3 separate regions of the Homo sapiens genome follow, and all the other regions are linked to region 2. The links are chromatin loops, found by intact Hi-C in ENCODE. Cell type or tissue: Calu3. All regions are shown on one strand. Each heading gives the region's core, and the rest is flanking DNA. Links, peaks and the distances in the headings are about the cores only.

Evidence for each region. Hi-C counts contacts between places; a loop is a spot of excess contacts. Peaks named below come from ENCODE experiments on the same cell type or tissue, not always from the same donor. Only the 100,000 strongest peaks of a DNase experiment are listed, where the experiment ranks them.
Region 1: a loop joins it to region 2, with 2.7 times the contacts of the local background. A loop is called at or near these places in 2 of 110 quality-filtered maps.
Region 3: a loop joins it to region 2, with 5 times the contacts of the local background. A loop is called at or near these places in 8 of 110 quality-filtered maps.

The regions. Positions count from the first base shown.
Region 1 is chr1:169,385,206-169,390,205 of GRCh38, reverse strand. It overlaps BLZF1 (basic leucine zipper nuclear factor 1), which reads right to left. Exons shown (of 7, transcript NM_001320973.2): 7 at 1,901-3,209. The coding sequence ends at 3,024. Among named protein-coding and RNA genes, the nearest start is that of BLZF1, 20 kb to the right of the region's middle. In Calu3, for the core only: no CTCF peak of the experiment used is centred there; no DNase peak of the experiment used is centred there.
Region 2 is chr1:169,525,799-169,533,780 of GRCh38, reverse strand. It overlaps F5 (coagulation factor V), which reads left to right. Exons shown (of 25, transcript NM_000130.5): 15 at 2,759-2,995; 16 at 3,963-4,173; 17 at 5,687-5,866; 18 at 7,764-7,880. Among named protein-coding and RNA genes, the nearest start is that of SLC19A2, 44 kb to the right of the region's middle. RefSeq lists an enhancer at 2,006-2,175 and a silencer at 6,974-7,174. In Calu3, for the core only: no CTCF peak of the experiment used is centred there; DNase peaks (open chromatin) are centred at 4,320 and 5,800.
Region 3 is chr1:169,463,851-169,468,850 of GRCh38, reverse strand. It overlaps SLC19A2 (solute carrier family 19 member 2), which reads left to right. Exons shown (of 6, transcript NM_006996.3): 4 at 15-207; 5 at 599-740; 6 at 2,874-4,942. The coding sequence ends at 3,002. Among named protein-coding and RNA genes, the nearest start is that of SLC19A2, 20 kb to the left of the region's middle. In Calu3, for the core only: a CTCF peak has its summit at 2,399 (motif pointing left); a DNase peak (open chromatin) is centred at 2,380.

The DNA of each region.
Region 1 (5,000 bases), core at 1-5,000, 140 kb after region 2:
ATTGTTATTGACACTGTTAAACCAACAGTTGCAGAAGTGTGCCACGAGTTTGTGGTTACAAAAGTGTATATAATTTTTTTTTAGTTTTTTAATTGTAACGTGTAAAATTTACCATTTTAAATATTTTTTAAATGTACAATGCAGTAGCATTAAGTAGACTGACATTGTTGTACAACCATCATCACTGTTTATCTCCAGAACATTTTTGTCATCCCAATCTCTAATTCTATACCCACTAAATAAAAACTTCCCATTCTACACTCTCTCCAGTCCCTGATAACCACTATTCTGCTTTCCATCTCTACAAATTTGTCTCTTCTAGGAACTCATATAAATGGAATCATTTGACATTTGACTTTTTGTGTCTGACTTATTTCACTTAGTATAATATTCTAAAGGTTCATCTACATTGTAGCATCAAATTTCATTCCTTAAGGCTGAATAGTATTTCTTCACATGTATATACCAGATTTTGTTTATCTATTCATCCATCGATGGACACTGTGTTACATCCACCTTTTGGCTATTGTGAATAATGCAGCTGTGAACACTGTTGTACAAATACCTATTCTAGTTTCTGCTTTCTTTTGGGAATCTACCTAGAAGCAGAATTGCTAGGCCATATGGTAACTCTATGTTTAATATTTTGAGGATCTGCCACACTGTTTTCAACATTTTACATTCCCACAAACAATGCATAGGGGTTCCAATTTCTCCACATCTTTGACATTTATAATTTGCTTTTTTGATAACTGCCATCCTAATGGATGTGAAGTGGTATTAATTTGCATTTCCTTAATGAGTAGTTATGCTGAGCATCTTTTGATGTGCTTATTGGCCATCTATATATCCTTTTTGGAGAAATGTCTATTCAGGTCCTTTGCTAATTTTTTTTGTTTTTGTTTTTTTTTGAGAGGAAGTTTCACTCTTGTTGCCCAGGCTGGAGTGTAATGGCGCGATCTCGGCTCACTGCAGCCTCCACCTCCCAGGTTCAAGAAATTCGCCTGCCTCACCCTCTCCAGTAGCTGGGTATACAGGCGTCCACTACCACACACGGCTTATTTTTTGTATTCTTTTTTTTTTTGAGACAGAGTTTCGCTCCGTCACCCAGGCTGGAGTGCAGCGGCGCGATCTCGGCTCACTACAACCTCCGCCTCCCAGGTTCAAGCAATTCTCTGCCTCAGCCTCCCGAGTAGCTGGGAGTACAGGTGCCCGCCACCATGCCCAACTAATTTTTTGTATTTTTAGTAGAGACGGGGGTTTCACCATCTTGGCCAGGCTGATCTTGAACTCCTAACCTCAGGTGACCCACCCACCTCGGCCTCCCAAAGTGCTGGGATTACAGGCGTGAGCCACTGCGCCAGGCCAATTTTTTGTATTCTTAGTAGAGATGGGGTTTCGCCATCTTGGCTCGGCTGGTCTTGAACTCCTGGCCTCAGGTGATCTGACTGCCTCAGCCTCCCAAAGTGCTAGGATTACAGGCATGAGCCACCATGCCCAGCCCCTTTGCTAATTTTTATTGGGTTGTTTTTTGGTGGTTGAGTTGTAGGAGTGCTTTATATATTCTGGACACTAGACAGTTATCAGATATATGATTTGCAAATATTTTCTCCCATTCTCTGTGTTGCCTTTTCACTGCATCTTTTAATGCACAAAAATTTGAAATTTTGATGAAATTCAATTTATCTATTTTTTCTTTTGTTGCCTGTGCTTCTGTTGTCATATTCAAGAAATCATTGCCAAATACAATGTCACGAAGCTTTCCCCTTATGCTTTCTTCTGAGACTTTTATAGTAAGTAAACCTAAAAGAAAAGGCTGAAGAATCAATTGGAAGTAGTTAAGCTAGACAAAGACCTAAACCAAAGCACTAATTCTGGGGGAAAAAAGGAATAGTCGCAATAAAGAAGGTAGATAAATTTATTGCCACTTGAAAACTAAATATAACTCAGATGAGTCAGACAAAAAAAATCATTGACATTAAAATTATTATTATTTGACCAGGTTTGTCTTTTGAAGATTTCTCTCACAGGCACTTCTGCAACAAATTTGTATAATTTAATATAAATATTTTGTGATTATTCTTAAAGGCCAAGCAATGGGCATTTATGATGGCTAATCATAAATACACAATAATATATATTACATAGTATATATTAATTGACAGGTTGCATTTTTTCTTTGAGCTTATACACTTTTGGAAAAAGTCTACCTTTTATAAATATCAAGTTGGATATTCTTGTCTGTTGCATTTGCTAAATAAGAGTCAATAGTTAAGAATCTGTTTCTTTTATATATGTCGGATTGTATCCATTTGGAATACAGAATCCCCTGCATAAAACTAGCATGTTTTGCTGAAGTACTTGTTAACTTGGCTCTAAAATATTTTTTATTTTCCTAATATATAGCATTTATTTTTAAAAGATTAATCCCTTCACCCATTTCTGCAAGGCTCTTTTGTAGCTCAAAAAATTACCATAAAGGGAAAGAAAGTCCTCCAGCTCCCTACTACAATTACTTTAGAATTGAGGTCAGAAAACTTTTTCTGTAAAGGATCTGCTGCATCTATTCAACTCTGCAGTTGTAGTGCAAAACCAGCTTAGACAATAGCACATGAATGGGTGTGGCCATGTTTGACTCATGGTTGTAGTTTGCCTACCTTTGCTTTAGTGCATCTAAATTAACACTGTTCATATAAAATATCCAGCAAGATAAACAATAATTTGGTGCTAAAAGAGAGTTACAGAATCTTTTTCTTTTAGAGTCTTTTAGGAAAAGTATCATGTATTGCTTGGAAAGTATTCTCTATTTTAAATATATCTATACAGTTTCTTTCTTTCCTTACCCTGAGATATTTATTAAGAAAGGGTAATCTGGAGTCTAGTACATAAAATATCTTTGGGTGTATACATTATGTAAATAGGAAGTGATATTATTTCTAGCATTGTAAGAACCCCAGCTCCCAAATAATAATGACTCTTGGGTAATAAGGAAGTACCTTAGCATGCCTCCAACATATTGACTGTTAAAGGGCAATCAGTTCTCCCCGGCAGTGATTGCAGCAATTGAAAGTTATATTTTCATATCTAGTATAGGGATGAAATCGTCCAATATTTTTCTTTGTAGCAAGTAAGGTGGTTGGTGAAGACTCAAAAAATGGATTATCAGGTGAACTCTCTTTGCAGGTAACTGGATCTAAAATTCTTAGAACCTAAGGAAAATAAGATATAATGTCAGAAGTATGCAATATAGATGGTAAAAGCCTAAGATTTCATTGATGTATACCTACCTATAAAGTTTCACTTCATTAATATATAACTATTACTAAAAAAACAGAATGACTAATCTGATTGAAAAGACAACTTACTTCCTTAAGCTGTAAATTTAACAATGATGTCTGATTACTATATTATCTAGGTTACATATTTTTTTAAATAATGACGTTAATGTTTTACAGATATTGGTAGGAAAGCAGGAAAACATAGAAGAAAATGAGGTTATATCATTATGTCTTTTTTTTTTTTTTTTTGAGATGGAGTCTCGCTCTGTGGCCCAGGCTGGAGTGCAGTGGCGCGATCTCGGCTCACTGAAAGCTCTGCCTCCTGGGTTCACGCCATTCTCCTGCCTCTGCCTCCCGAGTAGCTGGGACTATAGGCGCCCGCCACCATGCCCGGCTCATTTTTTGTATTTTTAATAGAGATGGGGTTTCACTGTGTTAGCTAGGATGGTCTCGATCTCCTGACCTTGTGATCTGCCTGCCTCGGCCCCCCAGGAGGTCAGTTTTTTTACATGTCAATTATATCATTAAGTGATGTCAATTTCTTTTCCTTAACCAAAATGGACTTACTACTTCCCCTCTTCAATCTTTCATTCAACTGCTCAGAATCAGGATTTTGTTTTTATTCTTCTATGGAAACGATATTTCAAAATCCTTGATAACTTTTTATCTGTAGTATCAATGGCTTTTCATTTCTCTTTTTCTAATTTATATGCAGTATTTTATGATTACAGCCACTTTTTGTTTCCTGGGTTCCACAACACAATGCTCTCCTAATTCTTCTTCTGCTCTGATTTTTCCTAATCTGTCTCCTTTACTGAGACCCAAAACAGGAACTCTTGAGCTGAAAAAATTTCTCCAGTTAAGGGCAGGGATAACGTGCCTGGCTCACAGCTCTTGATTCTCATGTTCCTATTTTCCCAGTCATCACCACATGATGTGTTTGGGTTATGGTACAAAGGTAGCAAGCACTGCAATTGGAAAGAATTCTGAAATGAATTGGGAAAAGTGCTTTCTCTCTTTCTTATATAAGGCTTGTTCAAAGCAGCTTTCTGGAATGGTTGGTGATGCCTGTTTCCCTAGCGGTCATGTGGTCCTGCAGATTTTTTTTTTCCCTTCTAAGTTACCACCAAACCCAAAGAGCCATCACTACTCTAAGAATGTCCTGGCATCATTTAAGAGCCATCAACTTACTTTAGCACCTCTATTTTTCAACTAGACTGCTTTTTCAATTTAGTTTTTGAGATCCTTCTATTTTTATGGAAGTTTGTTTGGTATTAGAGGATAAGCAAAGATGAAGGGCTTACCTTAACATTGCTTATAAATTTAGAGGAGAAAATAAGTTCTCAAATACTATAAAGATGTTATTACATTATAGGTCTTTATAGAGCGAGAAACAAAATGCTAAGGGAATTCAGGAGCAGGAGACTGACCCACTAATATGAACAGAAAGGTTTCTGTATTTTAGCCTGAAAGTGATGGGGAAGGATTTTATGCAGGGTGCCTTTCAGAGAGATCATTCTATACACAGTGTGGGGGATGGGGGAAGCAGTATGCATAAGCAGACATAAGAACAGAAAAAGGGAGGTTATTGTAATAATCTAGCTAAGAAATGATGGCACCTTGAAGCAATGGGACTGAAAAGTTTAAGAGACACTAAGGAAGAAGGGCTGTCAGTTTTGTTAAATAGGAGAATGTGGTGGATAAAGGTCTGGGAGAAGAAGG
Region 2 (7,982 bases), core at 1,358-6,357:
TAAGCATTCCCTTTTCTTCACAGCCTCACCAGCATCTATTTTTTGACTTTGTACTAATAGCCATTCTGACTGGTGTGAGATGGTATTTCACTGTGGTATTGATTTGCATTTCTCTGATGATTAGTGATGTTGAGCATTTTTTTCACATTTGTTGGCTATTTGTATGTCTTCTTTTGATAAGTATCTGTTCATGTCTTTTGCCCACTTTTTAATGGGGTTATTTGTATTTCGCTTGTTCAATTGTTTAACTATCTTATAGTTTCTGGATATTAGACCTTTGTCAGATACATACTTTGTGAATATTTTTTCTATTCTGTGTCTGTTCACTCTGTAGATAGCTTCTTTTGCTGAGCAGAAGCTCTTTAGTTTAATTTGTCAATTTTTGCTTTTGTTGAAATGCTTTTGAGGAATTAGTCATAAATTCTTTCCCAAGGCTGATATCCAGAATGGTGTTTCCTAGGTTTTTCTTCTAGGATTCTTATAGTTTGAGGTCTGACATTTAAATCTTTAATCCATTTTGAGTTAATTTTTGTATATGATGAATCCAGTTTCATTGGATTCATTGGGGTTCAGTTTCATTCTTCCACATATGGGTAGCCGGCTATTCCAGCACCATTTATTAAATATGAGTCCTTTTCCCCTTGTTTTTTGTTGTTGTTGTTGCTGTTGTTGTTGACTTTGTCAAAGTTCAGGTGGTTGTAAGTGTGTGGCTTTATTTCTGGGTTCTTTATTCTGTTTCATTGGCCTATGTGTCTGTTTTTGTATCAGTACCATGCTATTTTGGTTATTGTAACTTTATAGTATAGTTTCAAGTCAGGTACTGTGATACCTCCAGATTTGTTCTTTTTGCTTAGGATTGCTTTGGCTATTCAGGCTCTTTTTTGATTCCATATGAATTTTAGAATAGCTTTGTCTAATCCTGAGGAAAATGATTCCAGTAGTTGTTAAAAAATAGTGTTGAATCTGTAGATTGCTTTGGGCACAATGGCTATTTTAACAATACTGATTCTTCCAATACATAAGCATAGAATGTTTTTCCATTTGTTTGTGTCATCTATGATTTCTTTCATCAGTGTTTTGTAATTCTTCTTATAGAGATCTTTCACCTCTTTGGTTAGATGTTTTCCTAGGTATTTTGTATGTGTGTGTGGCTATGTTTAATGGGATTTCGTTCTTGATTTCGCTCTCAGTTTGAACATTACTGATGTATAGAAATGCTATTTTGTACATTTGTACATTTTATTTTGTATAATTGATTTTGTACATTAATCTTGCATCCTGAAACTTTACTGAAGTCATTTATCAGTTCCTGGAGCCTTTTCATGGAGTCTTTAGGGTTTTCTAGGTACAGAATCATATTGCCAATGAAGAGAGATACTTTAACTTCTTTTCTTCTTTGGTTGCCTTTTATTTCTTTCTCTTGCTTGATTGCTGTGACTAGAATTTCCAGTACTATGTTGAATAAGAGTGATGAGATTGGGCATCCATGTCTTGTTCCAGTTCTCACGGGGAAGGCTTTCAGCTTTTGCTCATTCAGTATGATGTTGGCTGTAGGTTTGTCATAGATGGCTCCTATTAGTTTGAAGTATGTTCCTTCAATGCCTAGTTTGTTGAGGGTTTTTATCATGAAGGGATGTTAGGTTTTATCAAAAGCTTTTTCCACATTTATTGAGATGATGATACTGTTTTTGTTTTTAATGCGGTTTATGTGGTGAATCACATTTATTGATTTGCATATGTGGAGCCACTTTGCATCCTAGGAATGAAGCCTATGTGATTGTGATGAATTAATTTTTAATTTGCTGCTGGATTTGGTTTGCCAATATTTTGTTGAAGATTTTTGTGTCTATGTACATCAGAGATATTGGCCGGTAGTTTTCATTATTCATTGTGTCTTTGCCAGGTTTTGTTATTAGGGTGATGCTGGCTTTGTAGAATAAAATAAGGAACAGACAATTAGGGAGTCTTTAATCACTAGAAGTTATAGAAGGGCTGGGAGGAGCTTCATGGGTCTGACTGCTGGGGTGTGAAGACTTCTCATATGGCATTTAAGTCCTTTACCATCTGGCCCCAACCTGCTCCTTTTCTAGCCTCATTTCTCACCAGGTTCCACCTGTCCCTGTGCATTTCACAGCCCAGTTCCACCGAGATCCTTGCTATTCCCCAAACTCTTCCTTTACTCCCCTGCTCACAGGCATCCTTCTGCCCTTCTGAGAGTCTGAAATGTCTTTCTAGCTCCTGTTCATTCTATGATGGCCAATTCCATTTCCTCTAAGAAACTTACCTTAATTCTTCCAACCACTCCTAAATATTCAACCAAATTGTTCCTCCAGGGCATTGTCATCTGAACCCACTTAGACTTTGTATATAGCACCTGTTGTCTCCAGATTTGTAGTGTGGATGCCCATGTGCATGTCTGTTTCAGCAGGAGCTTAAAAGCTTCTTATGAACAAGAATCAAGCTTCTTTCATCTTCACATCTCCACTACCTATCACTCTCATTTCATTAGTAGATAATGTCAGTACTTTAGCCTTGAGCCTAAGAACAAATATCTTTTGGTATTTCTGGAGAAAACTACTTGGGCCATATCTCACAGGATGGTTATGAAAATTAAATGAAATAATATACATAAGTTATTTTGTACCTTATATCTTAGCTCCGATTTTATAACCAGCCATTTTGACTTATAATGCTGACATTTTTGTGGTTTAGATTTTTGTTAAGCTTAAGTACATTTGTGGATCATTCCTTTTCCTAGGTTCGTTTTAAAAATTTAGCATCCAGACCGTATTCTCTACATGCCCATGGACTTTCCTATGAAAAATCATCAGAGGGAAAGACTTATGAAGATGACTCTCCTGAATGGTTTAAGGAAGATAATGCTGTTCAGCCAAATAGCAGTTATACCTACGTATGGCATGCCACTGAGCGATCAGGGCCAGAAAGTCCTGGCTCTGCCTGTCGGGCTTGGGCCTACTACTCAGCTGTGAACCCAGTAGGTACTTTCATTGAAAGTTTTTCTCATTCCCCTAACCTCGTAATCTGAAGTCCACCAAATGGAAGAGTCGGGGTTATTTCTTGTCAAATGTCTGTCTTGCTTTTCATGAGGAATGCATAAGGGTGTGGTTAACAGTCTGCATTTATCATAACCAGGGACTCTCCATGCAGCTCTTCAGATGACAGAGAGAGAAACATTTATTCAGTGGAGAGGAGGAAAGATTACTTGAATGATTGGCCATGAATTAGAATGCCTACATTTACAGAAGATGGCATTTATTTGAAATTTTCTTGAACAAGTATTAGCTATGTTCTGCTCTTTCTTTATGAAAAGAACTGCAAAGTCAAGACTCCTTTATCTGACATTCTGCAATGTATATATACTTCAAAACAATATGTCATACACAGTATATGCATACAATTTTATCTGTCAATTAAAAAGAGAAACAACTCCTCCATTTCAGGCATAGTGGAAAGAGCACAGACTCAGATTTAAATTTTTACCCTGTCAATGCATAATCCTAGGAAATTCCTTGACCTCTCTTAGCCTGGTATCAGAAGTTAAAAATGAGATAACAGTACATAGTGCATGGTAAGCACTTGGTAAATATTTGTTCAATGAATGAATTTATATTTACCATATAAGATAGTTGTCAGGATTAAATGGGAGATTGCAGGCAAATCATTTAATATAGTAATAGATTCTCAATAAATAGTATCCCTTATATTATCAATTTATTATTATCATCATTGTTACTGGGATAAAGATCAATCAGAGGAAGGAGGATTATGAATACAACAGAATTAGGTGATAAATATCCAGGCTTATTATGCCATTCATTTATAATCTTCATCTTCAAATTCAGAGCCTATCAGAAAGTTTCCTTTTCTATATGATGAGTGATTATCAGAAGAGCAAGGAAATTCCTGAGAAAGAGGCAATACAATTTACTCTGTTTTTCCAGGAAAAAGATATTCACTCAGGCTTGATAGGTCCCCTCCTAATCTGCCAAAAAGGAATACTACATAAGGACAGCAACATGCCTATGGACATGAGAGAATTTGTCTTACTATTTATGACCTTTGATGAAAAGAAGAGCTGGTACTATGAAAAGAAGTCCCGAAGTTCTTGGAGACTCACATCCTCAGAAATGAAAAAATCCCATGAGTTTCACGGTATTTTCCTCAGACTTTGATCTAATCTCCTAATTAAATCACACTGGGTCACAGTGATTTCTGCCCTTAGATATTCACAAGATTAGACATGAGATGCTTCTGAGACACCCAGAGCTACAACTAAAACCGGTTCCTTAACATTCCAGAGGGCTGATGTAATCTGGCAGGTGACACTGTGGGTGAGGCAAAAAGAGAAAGTCTGAAAGATAGCACAGAGAAGCTGCTGCAAAACAAACCAACAGAAAACCACAACAACAAAAAGCCAGTGTGCTTCAGCTGGTAACATACATTGAAAAGGAATTAACATTGTTCTGCAATTTAAAGTTAATAAGCTTGTTTCTGGATCTCTAAAGGCACAAGTGTTTATATAAAAGAAATGATCACCTGTGTGTCTTTTCTAAAATAAGAATGACGCTAACAGTTTTAGCTCTCAGCAGCTACCAGGTGGCACCCAAAGCATATGAGAACAAAATGAGATAAGAAACTAGGTACCCAGGTAATAGGAGAATAGTGGCAAGAGAGCATTTGGGTGGTCACACTGGGAAAAGTGTGCCTATTTGGAAATTCACAAGGAAAATTTGCCCTGTAAGCTAGTAACTGAAACAGAAACTGAGAAGAGAAAGGTACGAGCTTGTGTTATGAATATGTAGATAGGTGTTCTCACGCCTGATATAATTTGAAGGATGCCCAAATGATCTCAACCCGTCCCTCTCCAAAAATTCACCTGCCTGGTTTCTGAAATTTCACAGCAGTTCCTCTAACTTAAGAAGGAGGAAACAAAGCACTTCCTTCACTTTGGTTTCAGTTAAACGTTTGGTAACACTAAACTTTATCTTTACAGTTTTGTGTTACATTTTTAAGGTGATCAAGTTTCTCAGGAACTTTTTAAAAAATCCGCGTATTTTACTGTGGGGAGAGTAGATAAAGCCTGAGAACCCTAGTTATCTAATCTGAGAAGTGGGCAGAGGAGTTGTCATACCAATAAGAGAATAAACATGACTTGCTATGGTTGCTGGATACACCAACGATAAACTCCTAATTTTATAAACTCCTAGACTTCCTAATTTGCCTGAAACTTTCTCTGAATTTAGAAGGCCTTAAGGTGACATGCTGCATATCTCCTTGCTGACTCTAATCCCTGGAGTTTACTTTGTCTGCCCATATTTGTATTTATCTTTTGTAGTTAAGGAAAATTAAGACTGTTAATGGAAAGTATACACGGGTAAAGCACGGAACTGTAAAAGCTGAGGAAAAGAGTGATAAACTGCTTGGAAAGGGAGTTCCCCCTGCCTTCTGCTGTAGGCTGGTGTGAATGATATGAGAAGGACTAGTGGTTCTGCTTTAGCCTCTCACTAATGTGACATACAAGAGGGCCCTTTCCATGGCTAGGTAGGCCTGGGAATGCAGAATCATGAGGAACATGGGTGTTGAGTGGGTTGCCCCATATTTCCTTACCACTCGCCCTCTCTGTGTCAACAGATTTTTAATTGATTTCAACTCTTTGTCCTTTCAGCCATTAATGGGATGATCTACAGCTTGCCTGGCCTGAAAATGTATGAGCAAGAGTGGGTGAGGTTACACCTGCTGAACATAGGCGGCTCCCAAGACATTCACGTGGTTCACTTTCACGGCCAGACCTTGCTGGAAAATGGCAATAAACAGCACCAGTTAGGGGTCTGGCCCCTTCTGCCTGGTAAAGATTGGGTAATGGGAAGAGGTCCCTGCTAAGAAATACAGGGAAAAGGCAATCTGTAACTCCTTCTCATTTCTTCCTTGTGCATATACTTCCTAAGGGGTCAGAACACAGGGTTCTGGCATAGAGCCTAGGCAAACCCATAGACCCAAAGTATATACGGAGTACAAAAATGTCACCTAATTTATGAACTATTTGCAGCACCACACAGGCTAAATGTGTGACCCAACTCAGTTGCAACATAACATGCAGTTTCTCCCAAGCCACTGTGTGTCATACAGATGAGGTCTTAAGCAGATGAAAAAATGAATCCCACAGGGCTCAGGCAGCTACAGCTATCTCTGCTGGGAGGGTTTCCAGATTCTTCAGTTCTGCTCCTCTTCTAGGCCCTATCACCCTAATATCTTTGGGCAAGTGACTCCAGGAATCACATTCTTAAACTGACTTATAGACTGTTTGAAGAGGAAAACATTTTTAAAAAATAATAATAAAAGTTAAAGAATAACAAAGGTATTTAGAACTTTTCATGTGCAAAATAAAGATAAATGTAGATTTAAACAGTCTACAATTATACAGAAGGGATGTTTCTGTGCCAATGAGTTGTTTGTAAGTGTATCTACTTGTGCAGCAGTATAAAAACCTAGGAAGTCAGTTAAAATGCAGATGTGAAGGCAGAGGGATTTTGTTCTCAGAGACTTTAAAGTAGATTTTGGGCAGAATTCCAAGGAGTCTGTATTTTTAACAAGCAGCCTTCCTTCTATTTTGCCTTCTATTAAAAGTAATGGCAAAAACCGCAATTATAGTTTGCACCAACCTAACACATGCTGCCTGAGGAGTTAGTGAAGGCAGCCCCTCGACAGCACTTTGGGTGACGTTGTGTGAATCTGCCTCAGATGCAGGCACAGAAGTCCAAATGGACTGGTTTGATTAAGAGCAGGGAAAAAAAGAGGGTTCTTATTGGTTTTTCACATGCCAGTAACTCACTAATACATCTAGAGAGTATTAATTGTATTATATTAATATCATATTAATTAATTAATATAATAATTAATAGATAATTTATTGTATTAAAATCAGAGACAGAAGAGATTCAGTCAAATTTACTCATCTTTTCATCAAGTATTAGAAGATCAGTCATCCTTCCTATCAGCCTGCAGACAGACTGAGAAGCTAGGATTGGCTGGTGTCTCTAAATCTGCAAACCTAAATACCTGCATTGGAGAGAGGAAAACTGGAGACATTTTTCAGTGTGTTTGAGGAAGATAATCATATCTATTCATTTTCACCCACAATCTGGGAAACAGTCATAAATTATAGTCAACAGAATTTAAATATTAACTGCCAGGGGGTAATGTTAAATACCAGAATGGATAGCCAGAGGTTTTAGAAATCTCATTCTTTCAGTGTTTTTTCTGAGCAATTTATGTAAATCTCTATTCAAATATGTAAGCTTTATGGAAAACTTGAAAACATGGAGGAAGAAGGTTTTATTTTTATTTTCTTATATAAAAAAGAGAAAAAAGCAAAAATGAAAAGAGGGAAAGGAAACATGTATGATATTTTTGAAGCCCAATGATGTCATTCGAGGTCACTTTGATAATTAGGACTGTGAAGCTGTATTGTATGTGAGTTAATTTGTAACATTATATTTAGATAAGTGAAAGTTTCTTCTAGTGAGGTGTGGTGGTGATTTAAAATTTTTTTTAGTTATCTCTGTGTATGTGTTGTTATTGTTTTGTTTTTATCTGTTATACTTTCAGTCCTACCTAAAGAAAAATGGTTAAATTCTATTTGAAAGCCTCTTGTGAAGCAGGAATTTTAGGATTCTTAGAGAACTATCAACCACAATATTTACTTGTTAATTTTTGCAAATGTAATGTTGTTCTTTTTATTTTAGGTTCATTTAAAACTCTTGAAATGAAGGCATCAAAACCTGGCTGGTGGCTCCTAAACACAGAGGTTGGAGAAAACCAGAGAGCAGGGATGCAAACGCCATTTCTTATCATGGACAGAGGTATCACAAGAGCCATGTGATATTTGGTTTGGCAGGAGAGTGCCTATTACTAGAATATTACCAACTTTTAGATTGGAAATATTCAACTCTAAGAACTCTGAT
Region 3 (5,000 bases), core at 1-5,000, 64 kb after region 2:
TGTTTGTTCTGTAGGTGCTGTTGCTGTGTTTGCAGTTGGTTATATAAAAATATCCTGGTCAACTTGGGGAGAAATGACATTATCTCTCTTTTCTCTCCTGATTGCTGCTGCAGTGTATATCATGGACACTGTGGGTAACATTTGGGTGTGCTATGCATCCTATGTTGTCTTCAGAATCATCTACATGTTACTCATCACGATAGCAACGTATGTATTTTGGCTCATAGAAGCCTTAGGAAAAATTGTAACAGGATAAATTTTTTGGTTTCTTTACAAACCAAAATATTCAAGTTTCTAGTTAAATGAGGCAAATGGGAGGAAGCATTGTATTATATGTGCATTATCAGTTTTTCTCCTGAGGAAGCATTTAGGCAAGTTTTGTTTATTCCCATGTTTGTATGTTCCTACTGTTTTCAGATGTTTGCATGAGATTTATATCATTTAGTTGCAGAATGTTTTCATTTGGTTGGAAAGGCAATTGACAGTAGAAAGAAGGACTCTTCATGTTTAAAGATAAATGTTTACTTTTATTTAGAATAAATATTATAAGTACTCCAGAAGTAATTCTTATTTATTCACTCTTTTATTTTTTTTTAAGTTTTCAAATTGCTGCAAACCTCAGCATGGAACGCTATGCCCTAGTATTTGGTGTAAATACCTTCATTGCCCTGGCACTGCAGACGCTGCTCACTCTAATTGTGGTAGATGCCAGTGGCCTTGGATTAGAAATTACCACTCAGGTAAGATCTCTCCTTTGGCATCGAAGGTAGTATGTGTGACTTGATCAGGGTGACAGAAGTATATGTATGCTTAATGAAAACAAATCCAAACAATAGGGAACAGATGTAAAGTAAAAGCATACCCTCCTTCCTTCATTCAACATCTTCTCCCCTATCCTTAGTTCTTTTCTCCTGGGAGGGTGTTGGGATTGTCAGGTCTTAGAACATTCCCGAGTGTAACTCATCAGCCCAATGGGGCTGTTTCAGCTGAGAGGTAATATTGATTCCTTACAGACCAAGACCTTCTGCTTCCTCATCCATTATTTCCCTCTATACTTAAATCTATGCTTGGAATACTGTATCCCATGTTTGAGATTCCCTGCTTCATCTCACAACTCTTTAAGTCTCCTCCCTTCTTTATTTAAAACACCCCTCACCCAAATACCACGGTAATGCCTTGCTGCTGATGAACAACATTATGATTTGTAACTTATGACTATTGAGAAACTTGCACCAACACCCAACAACAATGTGAATACTTTTTACGTTCAGGAATTGTATAGTTGTATATGCCTTCATGCATTGTGAGTTTTAAGTATATCTTGTTTTGTACTTTGGTAAAATGGGCAACTGAATGAATCAAGAAGTATTTACTCCCACCCCCATCCCAACCCAAATGATTTCTTCCCAACATATTAGCCGTAATTAACTTTGTTTTTACTGAAGCGATCTAAGAGAGAAATAGTAATAATAGACAATGTGCATTGAGTGCCTCTACGTGTCAAGTGCTTTATATAGGATTTGTAGGGTTGCTGTATTAGACATGAAGAAGATGAGTCTGAGAGATGTTAAGTGACTTGTCCATACCATCACTAGTAGTGTTCCAGAGCTTAGAGTTAAACCAACATCTAACCCCAAAACTTATTTCAGGATGGAAAGTAGGAGAGAAACTTAAGTGCTTGCCATCCTCCCTGTATAAGGGAGAGTTCCCAGGACTATTACAGTTGAGGGAAACATGGCTGTCATTGGAAGTGGAAATTTGTCAGCAGATTCTTATAGAAATGGTGGATTTAAACACGTGGAATAATAGGATTTTATGGGTGGTGCTGAAACCCTAACTGCCATGATTGATTAATGGCTTCCTGCAGAAGTGTAGCCAACATTGAAAGAAACTGGCTCAGTGATTTAAGGCCATACTCTCATTGTACTTTTGAACCAGTTTGTAAGTATTTAGTATGTTATTTTAAGAAGATGATGATGATGATGATGTTAATAAACCATATAGTCACATTAAAATTTCGCTTAGGGCATCATCCGCCGCAAACTAACACAGGAACAGAAAACCAAACACTGCATGTTCTCACTCATAAGTCGGTGTTGGACAATGAGAACACATGGACACAGGGAGGGGAACAACACACATTGGGGCCTGTTGGGGGGTGGGAGGCAAGGGAAGGGAGAGCATTAGGACAAATACCTAATGTATGCAGGGCTTAAAACCTAGATGATGGGTTGATAGGTGCAGCAAACCACCATGGCACACGTATACCTATATAACAAATCTGCACATTCTGCACATGTACCCCAGAACTTAAAAAAAAAAAATTGTCTTAGGGAAGAATTCTTACATTAAGTAATCCTGTAATGGAATATAGTTGACCTGCCGCTGCCCTCTTCTGGGGAAAAATAGAGAAGTTCTTGATCTTCAGAATTTGGCCTATTTGTACCCACCTATCAGCTTGAAGGCAGAGACCAGGACTGAATTATAACAATAACAGCAACAACAATAAAAGTAATACTAACAGCATTAGCATTGTGCTAATAAGCATTTATGATCTCACTGATGGGTACCAACATCGCTGTAAAGTGAGAACTACTATGAATTCCATTTTGTAAGTGAAGAAGGGCTCAGAGATGAAGTATCTCAATCAAGTTCACGCAGCTTGTAAGGGATGAAGTCAGGATTCACACTCAGGCAGTCAGGCTTTATTTAGTACCACCGTGCTGTGATGCTGCTTTGTGTCTTCAGGGTCTGGCACGTGGTGTAAGTATGCAATATTTTTTGAGGCTTTATGGACAAATTCTGAATATACTTTATTATAGAGTAATCCTCTTGTCATTGATAATTCAATAAACTGCTTTTCCCCCTTCTAGTTTTTGATCTATGCCAGTTATTTTGCACTCATCGCTGTGGTTTTCCTGGCCAGTGGTGCAGTCAGTGTTATGAAGAAATGTAGAAAGCTGGAAGATCCACAATCAAGTTCTCAAGTAACCACTTCATAATATACTGCTGAAGGGCTTCTTCTTATAGCAAGAACTCTGCACAGCAACTGCCTGGATGTGTTTGATTTTTTAAAGCGTAGACATATATTTATGAATGTGCATTTCTTGACTTCACAGCAGCCACTTGACTAATACCTTGTGTTCCGGGAATAACATGATACTATTCAGAGGAGCCAGAAGTAAAGTTTATTTCATGGATTATTTATGAGAGCTAATTTAAGGATGACTTTTTTTCTGATTCAAAAGTGAACTTGATTTTAAAAACCAGTCAAGAGCAATCAAAGCAGCACATGGTGTTGTATACTTCATTAGCAAGTGAGTTTGGTGTTTTATAGGTCACATATGTCTGTATCTACTTAGCCAGATGCTTGGCCTGGTGGGACCAGGGCTCCACAGAGGCCACAAAATGTTGCAAGTCATGATGGATGGAAATATGTTCTAACAGCATCTGCCTCTATTCAATTTAATTCTTATTTCTGTGTTACTCATGTACATTGGTCTTTCTACATAGTTATTCTATCACTGGCAATATTTGTTCTGGTTTAGTGTTCTGTATTTTAAGGTGTACGTATCATTTCTAATTTTAAGTTATTTTAAAAAAATTCATCATATGAATGTTCTTGGTTCCCATTGTGACGATTATTTATTTCTGTAAAATTTGTTTAGAAGTACGTTTTTGCATTATTCATATGCTTCCCAGAGAAGCTCATTTAGTTAGAAAATAAGGCAAGTTTTGAAGCCTGCTAAATGAAGAGACTTAAGAAAGCTTAAGGTACGCTTGCTTGTCTTTAAATCTTCAATATGAAGGACTATTAATTCCAAGATTAAAAGTTCATATATAGGCTAAAGATGTAACTAGGCCATTTGTATTTGTATTCCCTTTTATTTCCAAAATAAAATGAAAAATCTTTTTTTAATAATTTCATCCCTATTTATAGTTTTTATATTAATTTGTTTTTCTTATCCAAGTAAAGATGTCAATAGGAATTGCATTAGTCCAAGGCCTTTTTCATAAACTGAGCCTCTTTTCAATTATTTCAATGGGACAGGAACTAGGATAGATGTGATTCCTGCATTTTTTTACCTTAAATCTGCCTTTGTTTCTAAAGGTAGATCATCTTGAATATTTGCTTAAAATTGCTAGTGATTTCATTACCAAGTTACTTGAAAAAATGTTCTATATGCATTTAATTCTGAAATCAGTCTACCAAGGGGCTGCTAGTATATGTCAGACATGAAAACTATTTTAAAGCTGACTTTGTTGCCTTATCTTGAAAAGAATCTAGATAGGTGCTTTTAACTGGGGTATTAACTTTTTTAGAATGACACAGCTGAACAGTGTTAATAATAGTGTGTCAAGATTGCAAAGTCGACATACTCATTTGGTTTAAGCAGGAATCCTAGAAGCAAATGGATGGGGATAAGAATAGGTCATTTTCTATTCACCATCCTTTACTATTAAGGGAAAGGAAAAGAACACTAGCTAAGGAAGGGAAAGGGAAGTGATATCATAAAAGTAGCAACCTTCATTTTACATTCTGTCTGTTTTTCTTTTTTTGCTTTGTTTTGTTTGTGCTAATTTGGGAATTGTGTACTCCGAAACAAGTAGAAAAGTGCTGTTTGAGGGATTTTATTAAATCTTTTTTTAATGGAATGTGGTACAAATTGTTCATGTTACCAAAGCAATATTTCCCTGGAATTTAATTCAAAGTTTGTGGCATACAACCTGAGCCTTTTCTTATATAAGACAAGAATATGTTCACATCTTGGTATGTGGCCATATTTATAGAATGCTGAACTCAATGTGCAAGTTGTACTGTATGCAGTTTTGTAAATAAGTGAAAATAATTTGTTGTACTTTTTATTCAATTCTGTATAGATTATAAAATTATTTTTATTAAATAAATATTTTACAGTATATTTTCTCTTTTTAATCAAAATTGTTTTAAATTTATCTTCTATTTCAGTAGGAGCTTTAGATTATATCTTTAAATATTT